Linked DNA regions of Homo sapiens: region 1 is linked to region 2. The links are chromatin contacts, found by Hi-C or POLR2A ChIA-PET in ENCODE. All regions are on one chromosome and are shown on one strand. The core of a region is the stretch at or near the end of the contact, and the rest is flanking DNA. Distances in the headings are between cores, read along the strand shown.

What was found. A loop is a pair of places that touch in the nucleus more often than their neighbours do. ChIA-PET counts read pairs that join two places held with the same protein, here RNA polymerase II (POLR2A).
Region 1: a map of GM18951 shows a loop between it and region 2 (2.9-fold over the local background). The contact joins the enhancer-like site here to the promoter of LINC02310 in region 2. A Hi-C loop is called at or near these places in 1 of 168 maps with a recorded cell type or tissue (GM18951). POLR2A ChIA-PET finds 5 or more read pairs at or near these places in 1 of 52 experiments (OCI-LY7).

What each region holds. Positions count from the first base shown.
Region 1 is chr14:51,747,944-51,754,319 of GRCh38, forward strand. No RefSeq gene overlaps it. Among named protein-coding and RNA genes, the nearest start is that of FRMD6, 99 kb to the left of the region's middle. Within about 2 kb of position 4,213, at least 2 of the 41 ENCODE cell types and tissues checked have a DNase peak (open chromatin) inside an H3K27ac peak, as active enhancers do.
Region 2 is chr14:51,392,742-51,399,042 of GRCh38, forward strand. LINC02310 (long intergenic non-protein coding RNA 2310) reads right to left here and starts at 4,394. Exons shown (of 4, transcript NR_146549.1): 1 at 4,259-4,394; 2 at 719-868; 3 at 227-308. It also overlaps a transcript of FRMD6 not described here. RefSeq lists enhancers at 2,381-2,881, 2,882-3,382, 3,043-4,242.

The sequences.
Region 1 (6,376 bases), core at 2,963-5,462, 360 kb after region 2:
ATTAGGAACAATGTCACAGAAGGGGTGTACACTTCCTGCGATACTGGGAGTAATAGCATTCTCTTCTTCCGGGAATATTAGGAGGAATATCACCGGGTGGATGAACACCCACTGCTGTCTTGGGAGTAACGTCCTACGCCATCCCCCGGAGATGATATTCGGATCAATATCACCGGGTGGGTGTACACCTACTGCGATATTGAACGTAATATCATGCTCTCTCCCTCCCTGGACATTAGGAACAATATCACCGGTGGGTGTACACCCACTGAGGTATTAGGGATAATATTCATATTAATTCTTCCTCATTTATCATTACCATGAATATGTATTACCAATATTAATATTAATATTAAGAAATCATTGCTAATAGTGTTCAGATAATTAATATTAATATTAATTATTAGGAGCTAATATGGCAGTTTTCTAATGAATAAGATCAATATCACCCTTTAATACCAGGCATCATTAATCATTAATATTAATCATTTATTGTTATCGTGAGTATAACTCTAATATGAATTATCATTCTTATCGGTATTGATTTTAAGAATTATATGATCAGTTATTAATATTGATCATTATTAGTATCAATTAATAACTGAGATTAATTGCGGCAAGTCACATTGCGCCATTCCACCCCACCCCTCCCCCGGCAGCTCATTGACGACCCAAAACGGGGATCCAAATACCCCTGAGAGAGCAGCGGTATACTGGGATAGAGGAGGATGGTCACGTGGTGGAGAGGCGTGTTTTTGTGTACCAGCCCTTCACCTCTGCCGACCTTCTCAACTGGGAGAACAATACCCCATCCTAGAGCGAAAAGCCGCAAGCCCTAATTGATTTGCTCCAAACTGTTATCCAGACCCACAAGCCCACCTGGGCTGATCGCCACCGGTTGCTCATGTTCCTCTTTAAGAGAGATGAAAGGCGAAAGGCGGAGAGGGCTCCACGCAGCAACTAAGTGGCTAGAGGAACATGCACCAGCTGATTATCAAAACCCCCAAGAGTATGGAAGGACCCAGTTACCAGGAACCCAGCCCCAGTTGGACCCACATGAAAGAGAGGATATGCAAAGGCTAAACCGAGACAGGGAAGCTCTCTTGGAAGGATTCAAGAGGGGAGCTCAGAAGGCCACAAACGTTAACAAGGTCTCTGAGGTCATTCAGGGAAAAGAAGAAAGTCCAGCACAATTCCACCAGAGACTGTGTGAGGCCTGTGGTATGTATACTCCCCTTGATCCCGATAACCCTGAAAATCAGCGCATGATTCACATGGCTTTAGTCTGTCAAAGCGCAGAAGACGTTAGAAGAAACCTGCAGAAGCAGGCTGGGCTTGCAGGGATGAATACGTCACATTGATGAGCAATAGCTAAGCAGGTGTTGGTAAACGGGGACGCAGTAAGCCGCGAGGAAAAGCGCAAAGAGAATGAACGTCAGGCCCGGCGAAACGCCGACCTGTTGGTTAGCTGCAGCAATCAGAGCGGTCCCCCCAAAGAAGCAAGGGAAGAGGTGCCCTGGGAAAGAAACTCAGCTTGGCTGTCAGAGTTTGCAGCGTAACCAGTGTGCTTATTGTAAAGAAATAGGACATTGGAAGAACAAATGCCCTGAGCTCAAAAGAAAACAAGGTGACTCAGAGCAGGAGGCCCCGGACAAGGAGGAAGGGGCCCGGCTCAACCTGGCAGAAGGGTTATTGGACTGAGGGAGACCGGGCTCAAGTGTCCCCAAAGAGCCTCTGGTCAGAATGACAGTCGGGGGTAGAGACATTGATTTTCTTGTAGATACCGGTGCTGAACATACGCTAGTAACCGCCCCGGTCGCCCCCTTATCCAGAAAGACTCTTGACATCACCGGAGCCACGGGGGCTTCAGCAAAGCTAGCTTTCTGCTTGCCTGGGACTCGTACTGTGGGAGGACATCAAGTGATTCATCAGTTTTTCTACATGCCTGACTGTCCCTTGCCCTTGTTGGGAAGGGACTTGCTTAGCAAGCTGAGAGCTGCTCTGTCTTTGACAGAACACAGCTCTTTGCTGCTAAATTTACCCGCCACGGGAGTCATTATGACCCTTACGGTCCCCCGAGAGGAGGAATGGAGACTTTTCTGAACTGAGCCGGGCCAAGAGATAAGACCAGCTCTGGCTAAGCGGTGGCCAAGAGTATGGGCAGAAGACAACCCTCCAGGGTTGGCCAGTTAAGACTGGGGCCCAGCCGCTTAGGCAAAAACAGGACCCGGTCCCCAGAGAAGCTCTTCAAGGTATCCAGGTCCATCTTAAGCACCTAAGAACTTTTGTAATGATAGTTCCTTGTCGGTCTCCACGGAACACTCCCCTCCTGCCTGTTCCCAAGCTATGGACCAAGGACTACAGGCCGGGACAGGATTTGCGCTTGCTTAGTCAAGCTACCCTGACTTTCCATCCAACAGTACCTAGCCCGTCCACATTGTTGGGGTTGCTGCCAGCTGAGGACAGCTGGTTCACCTGCTTGGACCTGAAAGACGCTTTCTTTCCTATCAGATCAGCCCCTGAGAGCCAGAAGCTGTTTGCCTTTCAGTGGGAAGATCCGGAGTCAGGTGTCACTACTCAGTACACTTGGACCGGGCTTCCCCAAGAGTTCAAGAACTCCCCCACCACCTTCGGGGAGGCGTTGGCTCGAGACCTCCAGAAGTTTCCCACCGGAGACCTAGGCTGCGCATTGCTCCGCTAGGTTGATGAGCTTTTGCTGGGACACCCCACAGCAGTCGGGTGCGCCAAGGGAAGGGATTGCCCTACGCTGACACCTGGAGGACTGTGGGTATAAGTTGTCCAAGAAAAAAGCTCAGATCTGCCGACAGCAGGTACGTTCCTTGGGGTTTACTATCTGACAGGGGGAACGCAGCCTGGGATCAGAAAGAAAGCAGGTCATTTGCCATCTAGTGGAGCCTAAGAGCAGAAGGCAGGTGAGAGAATTCTTAGGAGCTGTGGGGTTTTGTAGACTGCGGATCCCAAACTTTGCAGTATAAGCCAAGCCTTTGTATGAGGTCACAAAGGGGACGGGGACCGGGAACCTTTTGAATGGGGATCCCAACAACAGCAAGTCTTTCATGAGTTAAAGGAGAAACTTATGTCAGCCCCAGCCCTGGGGCTACCCGATCTGACAAAGCCTTTTTCATCCTATGTGTCAGAGAGAGACATAAGATGGCAGCCGGACTTTGAACCCAAACTGTGGGGCCCTGGCCGAGGCCGGTGGCCTACCTCTCTAAACAATTAGACGGGGTCTCTAAAGGATGGCCCCTGTGTTTGAGGGCCTTGGCAGCAACTGCCCTGCTAGTACAAGAAGCAAATAAGCTGACTCTTGGGCAGAACCTGAACACAAAGGCCCCCCATGCTGTGGTGACTTTAATGAATACTAAAGGACATCATGAGCCCTGTCGAGCATGATTGTGTAGAAGTGTTGGACTCAGTTGACTCTAGCAGACCCGACCTCCGGGACCAGCCTTGGGCATCAGTAGACTGGGAACTATAGGTGGACGGGAGCAGCTTTGTCAACCCCCATGGAGAGAGAGGTGCAGGGTATTCAGTGGTAACCCTGGACACTCAACAACTTGAAGCCAGATCATTGCCCCAGGCCACTTCAGCCCAGTAAGCTGAACTCATTGCTTTAATTCGGGCCTTAGAACTCAGTGAAGGTAAGACTGTCAACACTTACACTGATTCTTGGTATGCCTTTTTAAGCCTTCAAGTGCATGGAGTGTGACAGAAAGAAAAGGGCCTATCGAACTCTGGGGGAAAAGGCAGAAAATATCAACCAGAAATCTTTCATTTATTAGAAGCAGTATGGAAACCCCACAAGGTGGCAGTTATGCATTGCAGAGGACACCAGCGAGCTTCCACCTTGGTGGGCTTGGGGAATTCCCGCGCTGACTCAGAGGCTGGAAAAGCAGCATCTGCCCCTTTCTAGGCATCAGTCACAGCTCCTCTGCTCCCTCAAGCACCTGATCTTGGACCTGCTTATTCTAAAGAAGAAAAGGACTTTCTCCAGGTAGAGGGAAGGACAAGTGATGGAGGAAGGATGGATTCGGTTACCAGATGGGAGAGTAGCTGTGCCACAGCTGCGAGGAGCTGCAGTTGTACTGGCTGTGCAAGAAACCACCCATCTAGGTCAGGAGTCACTGCAAAAAGTTGTTAGGCCAGTATTTCTACATCTCGCCTTTCTCAGCCCTTGCCAAAACGGTGAGGCAGCGTTGTGTCAGCTGCCGACAGCATCATGCGAGGCAAGGTCCAGCCGTTCCGCCCGGCATACAAGCTTATGGAGCAGCCGCCTTTGAAGATCTCCAGGTAGACTTCACAGAGATGCCAGAGTGTGGAGGGAATAAGTATTTACCAGTTCTTGGGCGTACCTACTCTGGGTGGGTGGAGACCTATCCAACAAGAGCTGAGAAAGCTCGTGAAGTAACCCGTGTGCTTCTTCGAGATCTGATTCCTAGATTGGAACTGCCCTTCCGGATCGGCTCAGATAACGGGCCTGCGTTTGTGGCTGACTTGCTACAGAAGACGGCAACGGTATTGGGGATCACACGGAAACTGCATGCCGCCTCCCGGCCTCAGAGTTCCGGAAAGGTGGAGCGGATGAATCGGACTATCAAAAATAGTATTATGGTCTTCCCCGCTGGATATGTAAAACAACACCACGAGGGGTGTCAAACCACCTGCTAAATTTGAGGGAATGTTATCCTCTCCCCGCCTCCCCCTGCCCCGGATATTAGAGACAGTAACACAGGGGTAATGTACACCCACTGCTTTATTGGGAGTAATGTCATCCTCTCCCTTCTTGGATATTAGGAACAATATCACACTGTGCGTGTACGCCTGTCGCGAAATTCAATGGAATGTCATCCTGCGCCTCCCTGGATATGACGAACAATATCACGGGGGATGTACAACTTCTGAGATATTGGGAGTGATATCATCCTCTCCCCTCTGGAAGTTAGGAACAATACCACAGGGGTAGTGTACACCCTCTGGGATGTTGGGACTAATATCATCCTCCCACCCGCTGGATATTAAAAACCGTTTCACTAGGGGCGTGCACTCACACTTCGATATTGGTATTAATACCATCCTCTCCCTCTTTGGATATTCGGTGCCATATTTCAGGTGGGGTATACACCACCTGCAATACTGGAAGTAATATGATTTTCTCCCCCGCCCCGGATATCAGAAACAACATCACAGGGGGTTGTGAACCACCCCTGCGATATTTGGAGCAATTTTATCGTCTCCCCTCACGATTATTAAGAACGATATCGTAGGAGTGGGGGGTGTACACCCCCTTTCATATTTGATATCATCCTCTTCCCCCCTGGATATTAGGAACAACATCAGGAAGGGATGTCCAGACCCTGCGACCTTTGCTGTCATATAATTGTCTCTCCCTTAGATATTAGGAAAAATGTCACTGGGGATGTGAACAGCCCTGCGATATTGAGAGTAGTATCATCCTCTCCCCGCCTTGCATATTGGGAACAACATCACAGGTGGGGTGTACTGCCTCTGCGATATTGGGAGTAAAATTTTCCTCTCTTCCCCTGGACATTAGGAAGGGTATCAGAGGGGGAGGGTGCACATTCCCTGCGATATTCAACGTCACCTTATCCTCTCCCTCCCAGGGTATTCAGAACAATAGGACAGGAGGGGTGTACACCCCCTGTGATATTGAGAGTCATGTCATCCTCTTTCGCTCTGGATATTAGGAACAATATCACAGGGTTGTGTACACCCCCTGCGATATTGGGAGTAATATCATCCTCTCTCCCTGTGGATATTAGGAAGAGTATCACAGGGCTGTGTAAACCCCCTGCGGTACTGGGAGTAATATCATCCTCTCTCCCTCTGAATATAGGAAGATTTTCACAGGGGTGAGTACACCCCCTGCGATATTGGGAGTAATATCATCCTCTCCACCCAGGAAATGACTAACAAGGTCACGGGGGGGGGGTGTACCCCCCCTGCGATATTGGAAGTAATGTCGTCCTCCCCAAACCTGGATGTTAGCAACGAGATCACAGAGGGGGTGCACACACCCTGCGATATTGGAAGTAATATGATCCTCTCCCCACCTGGATACTGGGAAAGATACCACAGCGTGGGTATACGTTTCCTACGCTGCTGGGAGTAATATCATTCTTTTCCTTTCCGGATATTAGGAAGAATATCACAGGGGTGCTGTACAATTACTTCGATATTGGGAGTAATATCATCCTCTATTTTCCTGGATATTGGGCACGAAAACACAAAAGGGTGTACAACCCCTGTGATATTGGGAGTAATAGCATACTCTCCTTCCCTCGATGTTAGAAAACAATATCATCAGGGCTGAACACCCCCCCGCAATAATGGGAGT
Region 2 (6,301 bases), core at 3,144-5,643:
ATGTTCCCCTGGGGTGTGGAAATCTAGGTTTCCTGGATATGGGAAGGTTTGGAGGGGACACTGCAAGGAAGATCATTGGAGAAGGGTGGAAGGGGCCACTCCAGAGGCCTGAGATCATGGCTAAGGGTGGTCCTGGAAAATGTTCCTCTTATCAATCATGGTAGCTATTACAGGGATGGATATTTGGTGGAAGAAAAAGAAAGCGAGTGAAGAAACTTGTGTTTACCTCTTCTATGTGACTCAGAAGTTGATCCATAATTGACATCTGCGAAAAAGAGAAGCAAAGCACCTCCTCCTTTCAGGACCACCTTGAGAAAAAAAAAAAAGAGGTGTTTTTAGCTTCCTCTTCACCTTTTGTCTTTTGTATATAGTCTAGCCTTTTCATTGTATAGATGAGGAAACTGAGGATCAGGATGGCAAAGTGACTTCTCAAAATTATCTAATCAGTGCAGGGCTGGAGCTAAAATCCAGGGCTCCCAACTCTGCAGACCAGCATTGTTTTTATGACTTTCCCCTCTGTCTTCTACCTAGTCCTCTTTTCTCAGAGCCTCCTCTCCTAGCCCCTCACTATTATCATAACTACAATTTATGGAGTGCTCACTACGTCTTAGGCACTGTACACTTTCCATGTATTTTGTTTAATCCTAGCAGCTTTATAAGGTCGATATTATGATAATCCCCACATCATGGATGAGCCTGTTGAGGTTTAGTAGCTTACCTGGGGTTCCATCACTGGTGGTGATTCATGAATGAGCCTGTCGAGGTTTAGTAGCTTACTTCGGGTTCCATCACTGGTGGTGATTCCAAAGCCCATGGCCCAGCATTCCCACAGAAGACTTGATTTGTTTGTAGTCTCTATTCCTCAAGACTAGGAAAGTTACAGGGCTCATTTTTTTTCCCTACTATCAATAATTCATGTTCAAGTGTAAATAGCCTGTGAATTATTTTGCTAGGGCTGCCATAGCAAGGTACCACAGACTGGGCAGCTTAAATAACATAAATTTATTTTCTAATAATCCTGGAGGCTAGAAGTCTAAGATCAAGGAGTCCCCAGGATTGTTCTCCTCCAAGGCTCCTGTCCTTGCTTTGTGGATGGCTGTCTTCTTCCAGTGTCTTCACACGGTCTTCCCTGTGAACAGGTCTGTGTCTCAATTTCCTCTTATAAGGAGACCCATCATATTGGATTAGGGCCCATCCCAGTGACCTCATTTTAACCTAATTACCTCTATAAAGACCCTGTCTCCAGATACAGTCACATTCGGAGCTACTGGGGGTTAGGACTTCCATGAATTTTAGGGGGACACAATTCAGTCTACAACAGCCTGATATGTTGCCCCTGGCAAGAGTATTTTTATTTTGAAAGAAGTTTCTTAGGTACAAAAACGCATAAGTCCAAAGGAATAACCTACAGTAGGTGTTCCAAACACCAGACTAATGTAGTACGTACTCTGTTAAAGGGAGGTGGGAAGAATACAGGTTTTACCTTTACTTTCTACAATATTGGCCAATTCTGACTCTCAGATCATATGTGTGAATTCTCAGGTCATTTTCAGAGGCTTGGATTATAGGAAGAAAACAAACTGGTGGTGCCTATTCATCAAACCTCCGTTGACACCTCACATTTCTAATAGTCATCCCTTTTGGAAAAATCTGTAATTCTCACGATTTAATGTAATTAACAGCTATTTTCAAATTTCAGAGGTGCCTTGGGTGAATTCCCAGGGTCAATGAATGACACAGCCCCAGAGCCATTTATTGTTAGCTTGGGAGCTATTTGCTTGGCGTGCAAATAATTCCCTGGCTCCTGACTGAAGAGAGGCCAATTTCTCTTTCTCAGGAAGGCCCTCAAGTTCTGTTTATAAATCCTCTTTTGTCATAAAATCCAGACACAGAGAGCCTGCTGTTGCACTCTGGCTACTTCCTGTAGTGAAGTAAAATCAGGGATAGGATGCAGGGACAGTTGATGCAACTGGACGTCTAAGCCCTGCCCACCTAGGACCCCCGGAATCAGGAGTCAATAAGGAAATGAGGAAGAGGCACTGCAGGCTGCAGAGGATGGGACCTCCTGGGATCCTCCTTTCCTGAGGGACATGGGGCTTACACAGGGGCTCTATTGTTCATAAAAAGATGAGGTGCCAGACTCCTGTCCTGAGAAAGAGGAGAAGCCTCTCCCCCTCCCTTGCTTCCTGTACTCTCCCTCTTCTCTAGTCACCTTGGCATTTGAACTTGTTGTTCAGGTCAAGCAAGTTGGTGCAGATGGCAGATTATTTTATCTGACATGTCCAACCTGTGTCAAAAACGTGTCTGTTTGGTCACATAAATGCTGCCTGATGTTGCCCTTCCCCTCATCCCCACCTCCTACTGTTCCCAAAGCCCTGGCTTTATTTTCTCTTGAAGAATAGCTGGATCAAAGTTATTACCTCTGATTTAAACCCATCCATAGGATGGCAAAACACTAAAAATGAAATCCCAACTCTTCTGCTAATTTGCCATGACCTGTGTGAGTAGTCTGACCTCGCTAAGCCTTAATATTCTTCCCTTTGTAAAATCATCTCTGAGTTCCCTTCTGACTCTCTGTGACTCTAATAAGAAAGGAACAAAAAATCTCACTACTGCCCAGCAAGCTGAAGGGCTTGTGAGAGCGAGCCACGCTGTCTTTGACTCTGAGGGGCACTGCTGGGCTGCCTCCTTCCACCTCTTAGGGTGGGTGAGGAGGCAGAGGCACTGCATGCCATGTGCTCCCAGCCTCCCTCCCAGAGAATCCCCTGTGGGACAAGTCTGGGCTTCACCCTGAGTGCTCCTGAAAGCAGGTCAGAGCCTGAGAGTGCAGGCGGGTGCGAGGGAGGGGAGGCTCCACACATTTGTTTTTGATCCTCAGAACACGCCAGATGGACTTAGGATAACTTGGGATCTGTAAGTGAACATTCTTGTCAGGAGGCCAAAAAGGACAGCGCCAGGCCCTTCTGGGCTACATTGTGCCTAAGGGTGATGCTCCCTCTCCCAGGCTCGGAGGCCGAGGGCCTGCTCTTTGTTGCGAGGGGAGGCAGCTGTGGTGCAGAAAGCTACAGTGTTTGTATTTCCTACTTTTGTTTCTAGCTCTTAGGCACCTTGGCTAGCAAAGAATCCATCCAATCTCCCCTTCCTTCTTTCCCTTCCTTCCTGCCTTTTCTCTTTCTCTCTTCCAAAAAGGCATGTATTTTCTCTTTTCAAAGCCATAACAAAAAGGGATTTATTTTCTCTTTTCAAAGCCGTAACAAAAATGTTTATTGTTGTTTCTAAATAAAAGGGTGAAACCACAGTGAAAAAATGTAGTTCCTGCTTCATATAACATCCTTTCTCCAAAATAGTGATCTGTCTCACACTCCAAGACCCAGTAACTTTTGTTAGGTCGTCAACAACTGTTTAATACACATTATTCAGAAAGCCTGGGAAGATAAAGATTTTCATGTTATAGATTTTCCCATATACTTGAGAAATACATTCCACGGCCTAGAAATTTGTTAAGCATGTATGTGCAGTCACAAATGTACTACTAGTTTGTAAATAACACGAATATTTGTTCATGGAGGTGGAAGGGATATTTCACATGATTCATAACCATCTGGTTATAGAGCAGGAAATGAGGTGTTTGGCAAATATTCTGGGTTTTTTTTTTTTGCCAGCGAATTATTTTTTTCCCCAAAGAAGTTAAACATGTGCTCCATGGCCTACGACCTGCAAGAGGTCTTGTACTGTTTATCGTGATAATCTGTGGGCTCCTGGTGCCTGTGCTGCCACGGAGCTGTACAGCCACGGAACGCAGCTGCCTGAAGTTAATGATTCAGGAGTCACCATCTGTGCTGAGTTCTGTCTCTTTGGCACATACCACACAGACACGTCCAGAGGTGAAGGCAGTACTTACACTCACAGATTAACATTCCTGCTCATCGGAACAACTTTCCAAGGAGAAGGCCCAGTTTTCTGAATATTAAAACTTTAGGTGAGTCATTAGAATCTCATGTTTGGGGAGTCTGTAGGCCAAATTAGTCAGCCAGACAGTGTGACAAGCTGGACATGAATATATGTAACTGGACGAGCTACAGGGGCCTTACTAATCAATTAGCCAGAACAACCTCCTTTTTTATATGTGGATCCAATTTTCCAGTTCAGTTTTGCAGAAGGGGCTATTCTGTATCCCTGTGGTTAGGGCTAAATGTTAAGGCACACCATGCGAGGGGCAGGGAGGATTTATCCCTTGCTATAAGTGTTCTTAACTTACCCTGTGTGAATTCTCTCCTAGAAGTGGGTAGGTTGGGGTCCTGGAGACCTGGGCAGGGAAGATCTGTTCCTTGAGTTTGGTCAGTGAGGAGCAGAGAAGGATCTCAGAGGTGGTATCTGATCTGCAAGAGGAGACTGGAACATAGATCCACGCTGCCTGCCTAGTGAGCTGTCATCATAGAAGACTTGGGCAGAGAGGCTGAGTCTATATATATACATCAGGAAGGAAACTGAGGCAGAAAGAGAGCATTCCAAACAGAGGCCAGGACGCATGCCCAGTCTGGAGGGAGTGCTCCTTCACAGGGCACAGCTGCAAGCCCTTTACATAAGGTATTTGTGGCTTCTGCCATAGGTGGAGAAGAAAAGGTTAAGATCAATAAGTTTGCTCAGACACCTTCCCTTTGACACCACACTATGGTAGGCAGGTACATACCTAGAGCTTGAGACAAGAGATGTGAAGTTTTCAGAGATTTGGAAACACTTGCAAAGTATATGTGTGTGTGAGTAGCAAAGATGATTTGTGGGAGAGAAAAACAACTTTTACCTACTAATCTTTTTTGCTTTTCTTCAAAAGTTAGGGGCATAAGTGTGTTGTACTTTGTACCTGCTTTGTTAATAAATTGGTTGTGTTTGATACAAAGGTTGAACACCTGTAATCTCAAACTCCAAAATCTAAAATCCTCCAAAATCTGAATGTTTTGAGCACTGACATCGCGCCACATGTAGAAAATTCCACACCTCACCTCGTGTGATGAGTTGCGGTCAAAACACAGTCAAAAGTTTGTTTCGTGCTTAAGATTATTTAAAATATTGTATAAAATTATCTTTAGGCAATGTTTATAAGGTGTATATGAAACATAAATGAATTTTTTGTTCAGACTTAGGTCCCATCCCTGATATATCTCAAGGTATATAGTCAAATATTCGAAAACCCAAAAGTATCCAAAATCTGAAACACTTCTGGTCCCAAGCATTTCAGATAACGGGTATTCAACTTGAATTTAAAAGTGTGAAGTCCTTGAAAAAAAGTTTAGAAACATAGACAACAATTTTTTTGGTCTCTAGAACCAAAAGGGGGAAATGTCTTAGGAGAAAGTTGTTATACATATTTACTTGGATATACAAAAAAATTATAAAAGTGAAGATTTTCCTCTCAGCATTAGAGCTGGTTAAGTGCATATTTTGAAACTAGTCATTTAATGCTTTGGTCTATTTCCTTGCTTCTGACATAGAGATATTGGTACTTAGGTTTAAATTACAAGGGCCGTTCTGAGAATCACTGCACCTCCCCACCCACGATCCCCTCCCGTGAACACATAGAGGAGGCTGTATTCATTTCGGTGCACATGTTCCCAAGGTAGAAGTCATGGTCTTCAGACAAGGCAAAGCCAATTTTCTTTAGCTCTATTCTTGGTGGTAAAATGCTCTTAGCAACTTACTCAAGAACAATAGCTATGCAATTTTTCAAAGAACTTTCTCTCATCATCTATATAAGAAAAATATGTCATTGTCACAAACAATGTTAATTAAATAGCCAATATTTATAAGCTGAGCAAATTGCATTTTTTTTTTGCATATTTCACCATCTCACTAGAAATTCTTAGATTATGAAAAGTACACTAATAAGAAGTCTCTAACAACCAGGCTTTTGGAACAAAGAAATAATGATAAACCTAATTTCCTACTTTCATTCAAAAAATTACACCCTGATATGCTAATAATCCTCTCTGAAGACAGCAGGTAAACTAGAAAATTGGGAAAAAGAGTCTCAACCAGGGACAATAGATTCCATAATTTTTTCACTGGTCTCCAGGTTTTCCCGACTCCAAATTATCCTATCCACCATCACCAAAGAGAGTGCCCCAAACCTAGATCTGCTCACTCCTTGGCTCAAAACATGTCAGCAGATTGCCAGTGTGTACAGAATAAAGCCCAACCTCCCTGGAATGGCCTCTAAGTCTCTCCAGGATCGGGCCCTAGCCTGATGCTCCAGTTCTGTTTCCCACACACTTACTGTCCCCACCCCACATCGGCACACCCTAAA